Regions from separate parts of the Homo sapiens genome. Here regions 2 and 3 are each linked to region 1. A link is a contact called in ENCODE Hi-C data. All regions are on one chromosome and are shown on one strand. Each heading gives the region's core, a stretch centred on a gene start or an enhancer-like site at or near the end of the contact. The rest is flanking DNA. Distances are from core to core; before and after follow the strand shown. Region 1 holds the start of OLFM1 (olfactomedin 1). Region 2 overlaps LOC105376311 (a long non-coding RNA gene). Region 3 has its middle 30 kb from the start of LINC01502.

Evidence for each region. Hi-C counts contacts between places; a loop is a spot of excess contacts on that map. Pooled maps may share reads with other maps.
Region 2: a pooled map shows a loop between it and region 1 (3-fold over the local background). The contact joins the enhancer-like site here to the promoter of OLFM1 in region 1. A Hi-C loop is called at or near these places in 4 of 168 maps with a recorded cell type or tissue (A673, dorsolateral prefrontal cortex, endothelial cell of umbilical vein and 1 more) and 13 of 50 pooled maps.
Region 3: a map of HCT116 shows a loop between it and region 1 (15-fold over the local background). The contact joins the enhancer-like site here to the promoter of OLFM1 in region 1. A Hi-C loop is called at or near these places in 2 of 168 maps with a recorded cell type or tissue (HCT116 and endothelial cell of umbilical vein) and 7 of 50 pooled maps.

Annotation. Positions count from the first base shown.
Region 1 is chr9:135,085,791-135,089,126 of GRCh38, reverse strand. OLFM1 (olfactomedin 1) reads right to left here and starts at 1,459. Exons shown (of 6, transcript NM_001282611.2): 1 at 988-1,459. The coding sequence starts at 1,137. RefSeq lists enhancers at 1-803, 1,438-2,298, 2,299-3,159.
Region 2 is chr9:134,454,920-134,458,255 of GRCh38, reverse strand. All of the region lies in intron 1 of LOC105376311 (a long non-coding RNA gene), which reads right to left. Among named protein-coding and RNA genes, the nearest start is that of MIR4669, 77 kb to the right of the region's middle. RefSeq lists enhancers at 854-1,790, 1,791-2,728, 3,072-3,336. Within about 2 kb of position 1,660, at least 35 of the 41 ENCODE cell types and tissues checked have a DNase peak (open chromatin) inside an H3K27ac peak, as active enhancers do; they include A673, dorsolateral prefrontal cortex and endothelial cell of umbilical vein, where a contact is called at or near this core.
Region 3 is chr9:135,603,558-135,606,893 of GRCh38, reverse strand. No RefSeq gene overlaps it. Among named protein-coding and RNA genes, the nearest start is that of LINC01502, 30 kb to the right of the region's middle. Within about 2 kb of position 1,738, at least 2 of the 41 ENCODE cell types and tissues checked have a DNase peak (open chromatin) inside an H3K27ac peak, as active enhancers do.

The DNA of each region.
Region 1 (3,336 bases), core at 210-2,709:
GGGAGCCACACCACGGAGCCCTCTTCGCAGGGCACTAAACCCCTGGCAGCAAAAAGAGAGAGGGAGGGAGACTCACGTCCTTCACCTCTCCTTTCAGCCTAAAGGGCCAGTGGTCTGGGGCGCGCCTTCCCGGCAGCGGCCCCTTCCCCGCGCGGCCCTCCGGGTGGCGGTTTCAGCTCAGCCTCGCTCAGCCATCTAAGTCAGCTCTGCCCAGAAGCAGCCCCGGCCACGGTTCCCCTCCCGCTAGGCTCGAGAGGGAGACGCGATTTCAATTTCAGAGGCCAGGAGGGAGGGGTGCGCGCAGAAGACGAAGGCAAAGGCGAGGGGGTGAGCGCCCAAGGGCAGGCTCCCAGGGGCCCCACCCAAGCCCCTCGGCACCGTCCTCGGAGGAGAAGGAACAAACCCTCCTATGGACTGGGGAGGAAAGGGCGCCTTGGGACTTTGGGAATGCAGGCGCGGGCAGGAGCTCCGGAGCCCACCGGCTGGGGCCCCACTCCCAGCCCGGTCCGGCCAGTCTGGCTTTTACAAACTAGGGCGGGCTCAGTCCCCGCTGGACCGAGCCCAGACTAGGGTCTAGCGGCGGCTCCACCCCTCACTCGCTGAGTGTGACCTTGGACAAGTCCCCAAGTCCCCAGCCTTAGTTTCCTAACCTTTTCAATGGGGGGCTCATGATTACTGACCCAGGACTCCAAGCCTCCGAGAACCCACCAAGCTCCCCCGGCCCCGCGGCGAGGGGCCCAGACGAAGGAAACGCCGCCCCAGGGGCGCGCGGGCGGAGATGGAGTGGCCCAGGCTGGGGGAGCGGGGAGCAGGGTCGCCACCGCTGCGCCGGCCCGCGACGCCTGCCCTTGCCCGCCCTGCTCCCCGCCGCCTCCCTGGGCGACTCGGGTCCCGCGCGGCGCCCGCCCAGCCCGGGGCTCCGGACCGAGGAGGGGGAGGAGGAGGAGGAGGAGGAGCCGCGCCAAGGCGGCCGGCGGGCGCACTTACGCCGGTGCTGCGGTCCAGCGTCCCGCCGCCGGCCGCCGAGAGCTTGGTGGTGTTGAGGCCCACCAGCGAGGGCAGCGTCTGGGACATCCAGTTAGTGATCATGGCCATGGTGCTCAGCACGACCCCGATCTTGAGCAGCGGCACCGACATCGCGCCTCGAGCTGCCTCCAGCGCCCGCTCCGAGCTGGCACCGGCTCCCGCGCCCAGGCGGCCTTCAGGCGGCGGGCACCGCGGCGGGCAGGGGCGCCTGGCTGTGTCCCCGCGCCCCCTCGGCCCGCCGCCGCCCGCCCGCCGCCGCCGCCGCCCCGCGCGCCCCGGCCATCGCCGCGCCTTCCCCGGGCGCCAGGGAAGGTGGCCAGGTGGCCTCTGCCCGCCGCGCCCTGCGCCTCGCGCCGCCCGCCCTGCGCCCTGCCTTGCCCGGCTGCGTCCCTCCGGGCTCCTCCGCCGCCACCGGGAAGCGCCGTCCGGCTCTGAGCGCTGCGCGGGCTGCGCGCGGGGGCCGCGGCCGGGAGGCGGGGCTCGGCCGGGCGGGACCGACGCAATCCGCCCAGGAAATGGGTGGATTTTTCCTCTCGCTCGGCTCCCCGCCGCCCCCTGGCTGCTGGCAGCGAGGTCTGCAAACTCCAGTCCGCCCAGGAGTTGGGATCAGGGTGACATGAGGAGACGGACACACCACCACCCCCAGATCATAAAATACCCGGCGGCGGCGCGGGGACTCCAGCTGGGGGCACGGCCCGCGGCCCTCCCGTCCCGGGGCTTCTCCCATCCTCACGCCGGGGCATCCCTCTCCGATCCCCGCAGAGGGTCCGCTTTGGGGCAAAGGTTGCCGGCAGAGAGACGGCGCCGTCCTGCCTACTGGAGCCCTTTTCCGCGGTGATTCGAGGGTCCCAGCCAGCCTGGGCCGTCGCCTGAAACCCAGCAGGCAGGGCAGGCTCCGAAAAGCAGCCAGACTCGCGAGGGCCTCCAGCGCCAGGGGGGCGTCGGGGCATCGGTGGAGAGCTAAAGGCGCCCCTGCGATCCCAGGGCAGCCGCGGTGCCCTAAGGCCTTGCTTGGGAGGAAGGGAGCCAACCGGCACTCCTGACACCTGCACAGCAAGGCGGGGGCTGGGGTGGTCTGCCGTGGCCCGCGGTGCGCAGTGAGGGCCCTGGGAGGGCGCACACCCGGCAGGAGCTGCATAAGGTCTGGGGCTCAGGCCTGGACCTCAGGAGCTGAAGGGACCACGCCCATGAACCTGGTGTTGGGGAGGTGGGTGTGTGGGGCGGGGACTGGGGTCTGTGGTGGAGGGGTGTGGGTTGGGGGGTGTCCTTACTGACTCAGGGGTGGCGCTCGAGTCATGGCGCCCAGGCACAGAGGCAGGGCAAGTGGCGCACGCTGCCCCTCTTCCCGGCCCTCTGCGGCGACCGCAGCAGGACTCACGCGTGTCAGTCCCACCTGAAGCGCAGGCCTGACTGGGTCAAACACGTTAATAGGGCTTTTGCATTTACAGAAGGCTTCTAATCGGAGATGAAAGCCACTTCCTCCGGGGCCTTCCATTAAGCTTTCCCAGCCATTTGGGAAGGAAAGAATCCTCCAGATCACTCACTACACTCTTCTCTGCCTGGGCGAAAATTAATCTCCCTTCCTGGATGGGATTTGAAAGACGGACGCCGGGCCGGAAGGAGCGCGCCTCCCTGGCGCCCGCCTGAGAGGAACAACGCCTTCCTGGGGCTTTTCTCTCTGTGTGCGCAGTCCTCGGCTGAAGAGACTTCAGCTGCAGCCAAGATGATCCTGGCCTGAGTGCTGGGTGTGAGACCCGCTAGTTAAATGAGCCCCTCAGATCTGCTTTTCTGATTAATGCTGTAATCTCAGGCAGCCGGGCTGGGTCGGATGCCAGGAAATTCCAACTGTTGGGGAAGGGCGCCATCTCCCAGTGTAAGCTGGGACTGCAGGCCCGGCTCACAGACTGGGCCCAGGCGGAGACACAAGTCCGGTTGGGCTGGCTTCGCCCCCCTCCTCTGGCCATGCATGTTTAACACCGATTCAAGGCCACAAGCCGTGTCTGTCCAGATCACTCACGCCGCTTCCCGCTGCGGAAGGACAAGGACCACTTGTTCTGCGGGAACAAATTCAAATGCAACCCAATCCAATCCACAAAACTGTCAGGCCATCTCAGAAGCCATAGACATTTATTTATTTAACGAAGTAAAAGATTAACCTGCACTTGGACTGCTCTAACCTGCACCTGAGCGGCTCCAACCTGCACCTGAGCGGCTCCAACCTGCACCTGCTCCAAACTGTCCTGTCCAGTTTCTAAAATCTGTGATTCAGTGGGCATAATGGTTTTGAAAGGGTCGTCAGATAAGGCTTGA
Region 2 (3,336 bases), core at 411-2,910, 630 kb after region 1:
GGCCTTGGCCCCTGGTAGACTGAGTGCCAGAGGGCAGGGCCTGGGTCTCAGGGCACAGCACCAGTCAGCTGTCAATAAACACCGGTGGATGCGACTCCGAGGCCTCCGGCAGACACGCTCGTCCACACCATGGAACTGGGCTTCCCCTTCAGGCTTCATTTCAAGGCGTTTCTGAGACTACACCTGGAGATGACAGGACACTACACCACAGTCCAGAGACCCTGTCTGTGACGGCCTCAAGGCAGAAGTACTTGCCACGTGGCAGGCAAACCCTTCCTGCCCTGGGGGTCCCCTTGCACTAAAAAGCCTCAGGGGTCTGGGGCAGGTCTGGGAGAGGCTGTGTCCTTCGCCCAGAGGCCTGGGCTCCATCAGGGTGCAGCACTGTCCCTGGGAAGCCCTTGGACTCTTGGGCAGAGAAGCAGCAGAGAGAACCACCCCAGCTCCTGAGATTTCAGGGCAGGCAGGACCCAGCTCAGGATGACCCCAGGGCAGGAGGGACAGAGATAGTGACCAGAAGCTGGGGACACTGTGAGAGACACAGACCCCGGCCCCACCCCACAGGACACAGAGGGACACAGACCCCGGCCCCACCCCACAGGACACAGGGGGACACAGACACTGGCCCCACCCCACAGGACACAGAGGGACACAGACCCCAGCTCCACCCGACAGGACACAGGGGGACACAGACCCCAGCCCCACCACACAGGACACAGGGGGACACAGACCCCGGCCCCACCCCACAGGACCCAGAGGGACACAGACCCCGGCCCACCCCACAGGACACAGATGGACACAGACCCCGGCCCCACCACACAGGACACAGATGGACACAGACCCCGGCTCCACCCGACAGGACACAGGGGGACACAGACACTGGCCCCACCACACAGGACACAGAGGGACACAGACCCCAGCTCCACCAGACAGGACACAGGGGGACACAGACCCCGGCCCCACCACACAGGACACAGAGGGACACAGACCCCAGCCCCAGCTGACAGGACACAGGGGGACACAGACCACGGCCCCACCCCACAGGACATAGAGGGACACAGACCCCAGCTCCACCCAACAGGACACAGAGGTACTCAGACCCCAGCCATACCCTACAGGACACAGGGGGACACAGACCCGGGGTCCACCCCACGGGACATAGAGGGACACAGACCCTCGGCCCACCCCACAGGATGCTGGGACGATGGAGACACCCAGCCGCATGCTACAGGACACTGTGGAAACCGCTGATCCTGGGGCCATTGGAAAGCAGGGAGCCCTGAGGGCCTGGCCATGGCCCCCCTGCCAGCCCGGACCCCCATAGCTCTGCCTTGGAGTGGAAGCTTAGCTCTAGGCAAGGCCGGGCCATTTCTGTCCAGGAGCCTGTGGGGTCAGATGGGGTAGATGCAGGCTGAGCAGGGGAAGGCACAGCTGGAGCTCGGAGGGCGATTGGGGACAACCCAGCATGTCCAAAGTTAGGGACCCCCTCTCCCAGCTACAGCTTCCCTCCTTCTGGGAGAGACCCCTGTTGGTGGGCTGTCGGGCTGGAGCATGGCCGGCAGCTGGCCCGAGCCATGTTTCGTGGGGTGTGTGTCACCACGCAGTCCGCGAGCTTCATAGTTTCCCACTGACGTCACCGCATGGCTAGAATGTGAAGTGACTGCAAACCCTCAGAGGCATAATTGCAGTTGTCTTTGCAAAGTGAAATCAGATGGCTTTTGCAAACCTCCCCCAGCCCTGCCTTCTCCCCGCGGCTCTCCCTTTTTTTTTTATTATGTTCCTTGGGCCACATCCAGATGTTTCCTGCAACTACAACCCTCCAAAAGTTACACAAAGAGAGCGAGAGCGTGCAGCTTCCTGCCTGCAGGGTGGAAGTGGCGACGTGGCAGGGTGGGGGCGGCCACGTCTACAGGGTGGGCGGGGGCGACCACGTCAGCAGCTGGGGCAGCAGGCTCCAGGCAGGTCCCAGCCCCCTGCCTCCTTGTGCCTGGGGTCTGGGCGCTGAGAGACAAGGCCGGAGGGCCACGGTGCATGAGGGACAGCCCCTTCCGGCCGCTGCGGCCCTGGCCCAGCAGTGGGCCGAGTGGAGACCGCGGCCGGGAAGGAGCAGGGCACCTCGGTCAAGATCAGCCTTTGGGTTCGGGCTGCTCCGGGCGCCACTCCCAGCTGCGCTACTTACACGTGTGGCCTGGGAGCCACGTCTCCACCGGAACCTCTGTTTCCACGGCGATAGGGGTGGTTGCTGGGAGCTTTAATTAAAACCAGTCTCTGTCCACTGCTGGCAGCAGGGAGCGCCTCACCTGGACCCAGGCACCTAGGACAGGTGTGGTCTCGGAAGACACAGCAGAGCCCGACACGGAGGGGCTTACAGGGGAAGGGCCTTGAAGGAGGCCCAGGGTTTCCTGAGGCACAGGCAGGGAAGGGGGGCCGAGGCGAGGAAGCGGCTTTATCAGAGGCCTGGCAGCTGGGCACAAACGCCGTGGGGGCCCAAGGCGTCCCTGAGAGAGACGCACGTGAGGGTCTCTGGAGAAGGAGGTCCGCCATTTCCAGGGAAAGGGGACACCTGTAGGTTTCCCCTGCGGCATCCCTCTGTCCTGTCTGCCTCCCTCGCCCAGAGGATTCCCAACTGTAGGGGGCAGGCAGGGCTGGCTCACGCCTGACCTCAGTCCACAGCCTGTCCCTCTCTGACCTAGGCCATCCCTGGGTGTAGGCACAGTCCCTGGTGGGCAGAGCTGGGAACGTGGACAGGTGGAGACAGGTGTCAAGGCCAGGCAAAGGCTCAGCAAAATGTCTAGAGGGGGTAAAATGGCCCCCGAACCTTCCAAGGGCTGTTTCAGAAATAGGACTTGAAAGTTCGTAGTCAACCCAGGCTGACACCTCCTCATCACCTGCCTTCAGAACCCATCCATGGAAATGCTGACACTGCAGTTCAGGGTCCCCAAACCACCCTCAGGCTCAGGGACGTGCTGGACTGGCTCACAGAACTCAGCCAGGCAGCGATACCCGAGGTCAGGGTTTAGCGCCGTGAAAGGACATAGCCTCGAACCAGCAAACTGGGCATCTCTAGAGGGCAGGGTTTAGGGGAGACCAGACTCCAGCACCCAGGGGTCTTCTCTCAGTAGAGTCGGGCAGACGATGCTCAATTCTCCCAGAATGGTGTGCACCAGCCAGGGGGGCCCAGCCACGCCTCGGGGCTCAGGGTTCCTACTGGGGGTCCATCGCAAAGACATGCCTCACTGCCCGTGTGCTTGGCCTTGGTCTCATCCCCAGGATGATGAGCCGATACAGCACAGCCCAAGGTCCCACTGTAAATGACATCATTAGCGCGGTCACTAGGGT
Region 3 (3,336 bases), core at 489-2,988, 520 kb before region 1:
CTCCAGGATGGGGAGAGATGGCCACGCGTGAGGTCCATAGAGGCTTCTGGAACTTGCAGCGCAGCTGGGGCCCCACACAGAGCTACCCAGGTGGGGGTGGGGCTGTGACAGCTGTCCGCCTTTCTGAGTGGGGCGAGGTGACAGGAGTAGTCAGAAACAGTGTTCCAGAGGTGGGAACAGCATGTGTGAGGGACCCAGCGGAGCCAGCGACAGCCCAGCCCCCTACTCGAGCGAGCCCCGCCGGGGTGGGTCCCAGAGGCCCAGGGCTCTGGGGGCTCAGTGAAGGTGGGTGGTGCTCCATGAAGTCACCAAGTGGCTAGGCCAGGCCCCGTGAGCTCCTGGCCCATGGGCAGAAGCCAGGCTCACCTGCGTGGTGGGAGTAGTTGCTGGATACAGCTGGGTTTGCATTTCACAGGCCCCTGTCGGCGTGGTAAGGGGCCTTCTGCAGGCCAGGGTCCCAGTGGAGGAGGAGAAGACCGGACCCGTGCCTGCCTGTGGGGTGGCAGCCGCAGCCAGTCCCTGAAGCCCCACTGCTCTGCTGTGGGCTATTCCTGCCCCACCCCATCTGCACACCTTCCTGGCCAGCTGGGAGCCGTTCCACGGGGACCCTGTGAGGCTGCCACCTCCAGCCTCAGAACGGTGACCCCCTTGTGGCCTGGAGAGAACACATGTTCACTGAAAACAACTAGCAGGCTGGGCGCGGTGGCTCACACCTGTAATCCCAGCACTTTGGGAGGTTGAGGCAGGCCGATCACTTGACGTCAGGAGTTCGAGACCAGCCTGGCCAACATGGTGAAACCCCGTCTCTACTAAAAATACAAAAATTAGCCAGGTGTGGTGGGCGACTGTAATCCCAGCTACACCTGTAATCCCAGCTACTCAGGAGGCTGAGGCAGAAGAATAGCTTGAACCTGGGAGGCAGAGGCTGCAGTGAGCCGAGATCGTGCCACTGCACTTCAGCCTGGGCGACAGAGCGAGACTCCATCCCCCCAGAAAAAAAATTACATAGTGATGGGGTCTCCCTGTTTTGCCCAGGCTAGTCTTTGACCCCTTGGCTGAAGCGATCCTCCCGCTTCAGCTTCCCAAATAGCCAGGATGTCAGGTGTGAGCCCCCATGCCCAGCCTATGCCATCAGGTCCTGCCTCTTCCACCCAGGGAATCCCACGGGGACAGGGGGAGGGCAGAGGGGAAACAGGCTCTGAGCAGAGGGAGCCAGGTCCACTCATCAAGGAGCGGCAGGCCCAACAGTTGCCAATCACCCTCCCCTGCCACACTGATGTCCCAGCCAACACGGCCACCGGCGACCCTGAGACACGAGAGCTGATCAGGAGCCACTGGCCTGCATCCCAGGTGTGAAGGATAGGAGCCAGCATGGCCCAGGCAGTGTTGGGGACACCCATGGCCCCCTGGGGACCCCACTATCACTCACCAAGGCCAGGCTGGTGGGTCAGAGATGGAGGTCACCTGGGAGACAGTCAGGGCCCAAGCCTGGCCACATGGGCAGAAAGCCCGAGAAGCGTCGGGTGTCAGGTGCCCCAGATTCTGCAGATTCTCCCTTTGGACGTTTCCACCCAAACATGCCGCGTGGAAGCTGCCTCCATCCAGGCAGCGGGCCTTGGCGGTGCTCCAGGAACCTGCTCTTCCATAGCAAACAGGCCTGAAAACCCAGGCCAGAACTCCTTTTTGAAAACAAGTGGGAAAAAATAAACAAACTGAAAAGAATTCTGCTGAGACAGCGAGCAAAGCACTGGGACGTGCCGGCCACCCCCGAAAGGCACGGGAAGGGAGCCGGGACCCCAGTGTGCAGGTCACCCCGGAAGGAACCAGAAGGGAGGCGGGACCTGGGACCGACAGGATTCTCCTTCAAGACCTCCTGCCTTGCAGGTGTGCTTGGCAGTTCTCTCCCTCCCCTCTCCCTCCCTCCCTGCTTCCCTCCTTTCCTCCTTCCTCATTAGCAAGTCAGCAACACTCTGGAGGCTGAGACCCACCTGGCCGCTGTATGCTCTGGGCCTGCTGGGGGCTGAGGCTGAGGTGCCCTATGTCCGCCATCCCTCTTGCCCCGAACGCCCCCTTGGCCTGCTGGTTGTCATGGTCATGACGCCCACCTGTGTCCAAGGGTGAAGCTGCTTTCTTCAATGCACCATCACGGACATGGGGAGGCCAGTGCTGTGGCAGCGTTTCCAAATTAGCTTGACCCACAGGCACAGGGCACCCCCGGGAACCCCTACCAAACGCCCCCACCTCATGAGGAGTGTGTCCCCCATGCACGGCCAGGGGTGCGCTTTGGGATCTCAGAGGTATCCCCACGGAGGCACCCCAGGCCCTTGCGGGGTCTGAGCGTGCTGTGGTGGACAGGTGCAGCGGGCGGGAGGCAACCGTGTGAGTCTCAGCTTCTCGGCCTCTGAGCCGGGCTCGCCGTGCACAGCTCACACGGTGATGGTCTCTGTGCCTTGGTGGGCGGGTCAATGGACCCAGCGAACATCCGGCTCAACGGTGACAGCAAAGCCTACCTCGGAAGAATCCGGTTTAGGAAGAATCTGCGACTCTTAGGCTGCAGAGTGAGGGTGGGTGGCTCAGGCACAGCAGGTGTCTCAGAACGAGGGTTAGGGCCACAGAAAGACTCCCTGGTAGAAGTCCACCTGGTCCACTCGGTGGGGCTTCCGAGTCTTGCCCGACAGTTGCTGTCCTCCAGGGCTGTCATAAACGCAGATGAAAGCAGGATGGCTGGACTTCTTGGGTCACATTTTCCACCAATATTTCTGTAAAATTTGGCCCGATTTTTCCCAGGGCCCTTCCACGCACTCAGAGGACTCGGGCGCCACCAAGTGGCCATCGTGGGGACGTCAACGGCCGGGGTCGCACATCCTCCGGTGAGGCGAATTTTGTATGAGTTAAATCCTTCGGGATTCAAGGTGACAAACTCCTCGGGGGCTGCCTGTGGGCTCGGCATCCATTCTGTCCACGCTCCAGCCCCGGGAGCTCCAGCTGCCTGCAATGTTGGACTTGCTTCTAATTTGTCACTGCATTCCCTGCTCTTCTATAGGGATCAGCACCAGGGTTAGAAAACCTCTGAAGGCCGAGGCAAGTGGATCACCTGAGCTCAGGAGTTCGAGACCAGCCTGGCCAACATGGTGAAACCCCATCTCTACTAAAAGTATGAAAACTAGCTGGGCGTGGTGGCACACACGTATAGTCCCAACTACTCGGGAGGCTGAGACAGGAGAGTTGCTTGAACCTGGGAGGCAGAGGTTGCACTGAGCTGAGATCCTGCCTCCAACCTGGGTGACGAGAGTGAAACTCGGTCTCAAAAAAAAAAAAAAATTAAAATAAAGAAAG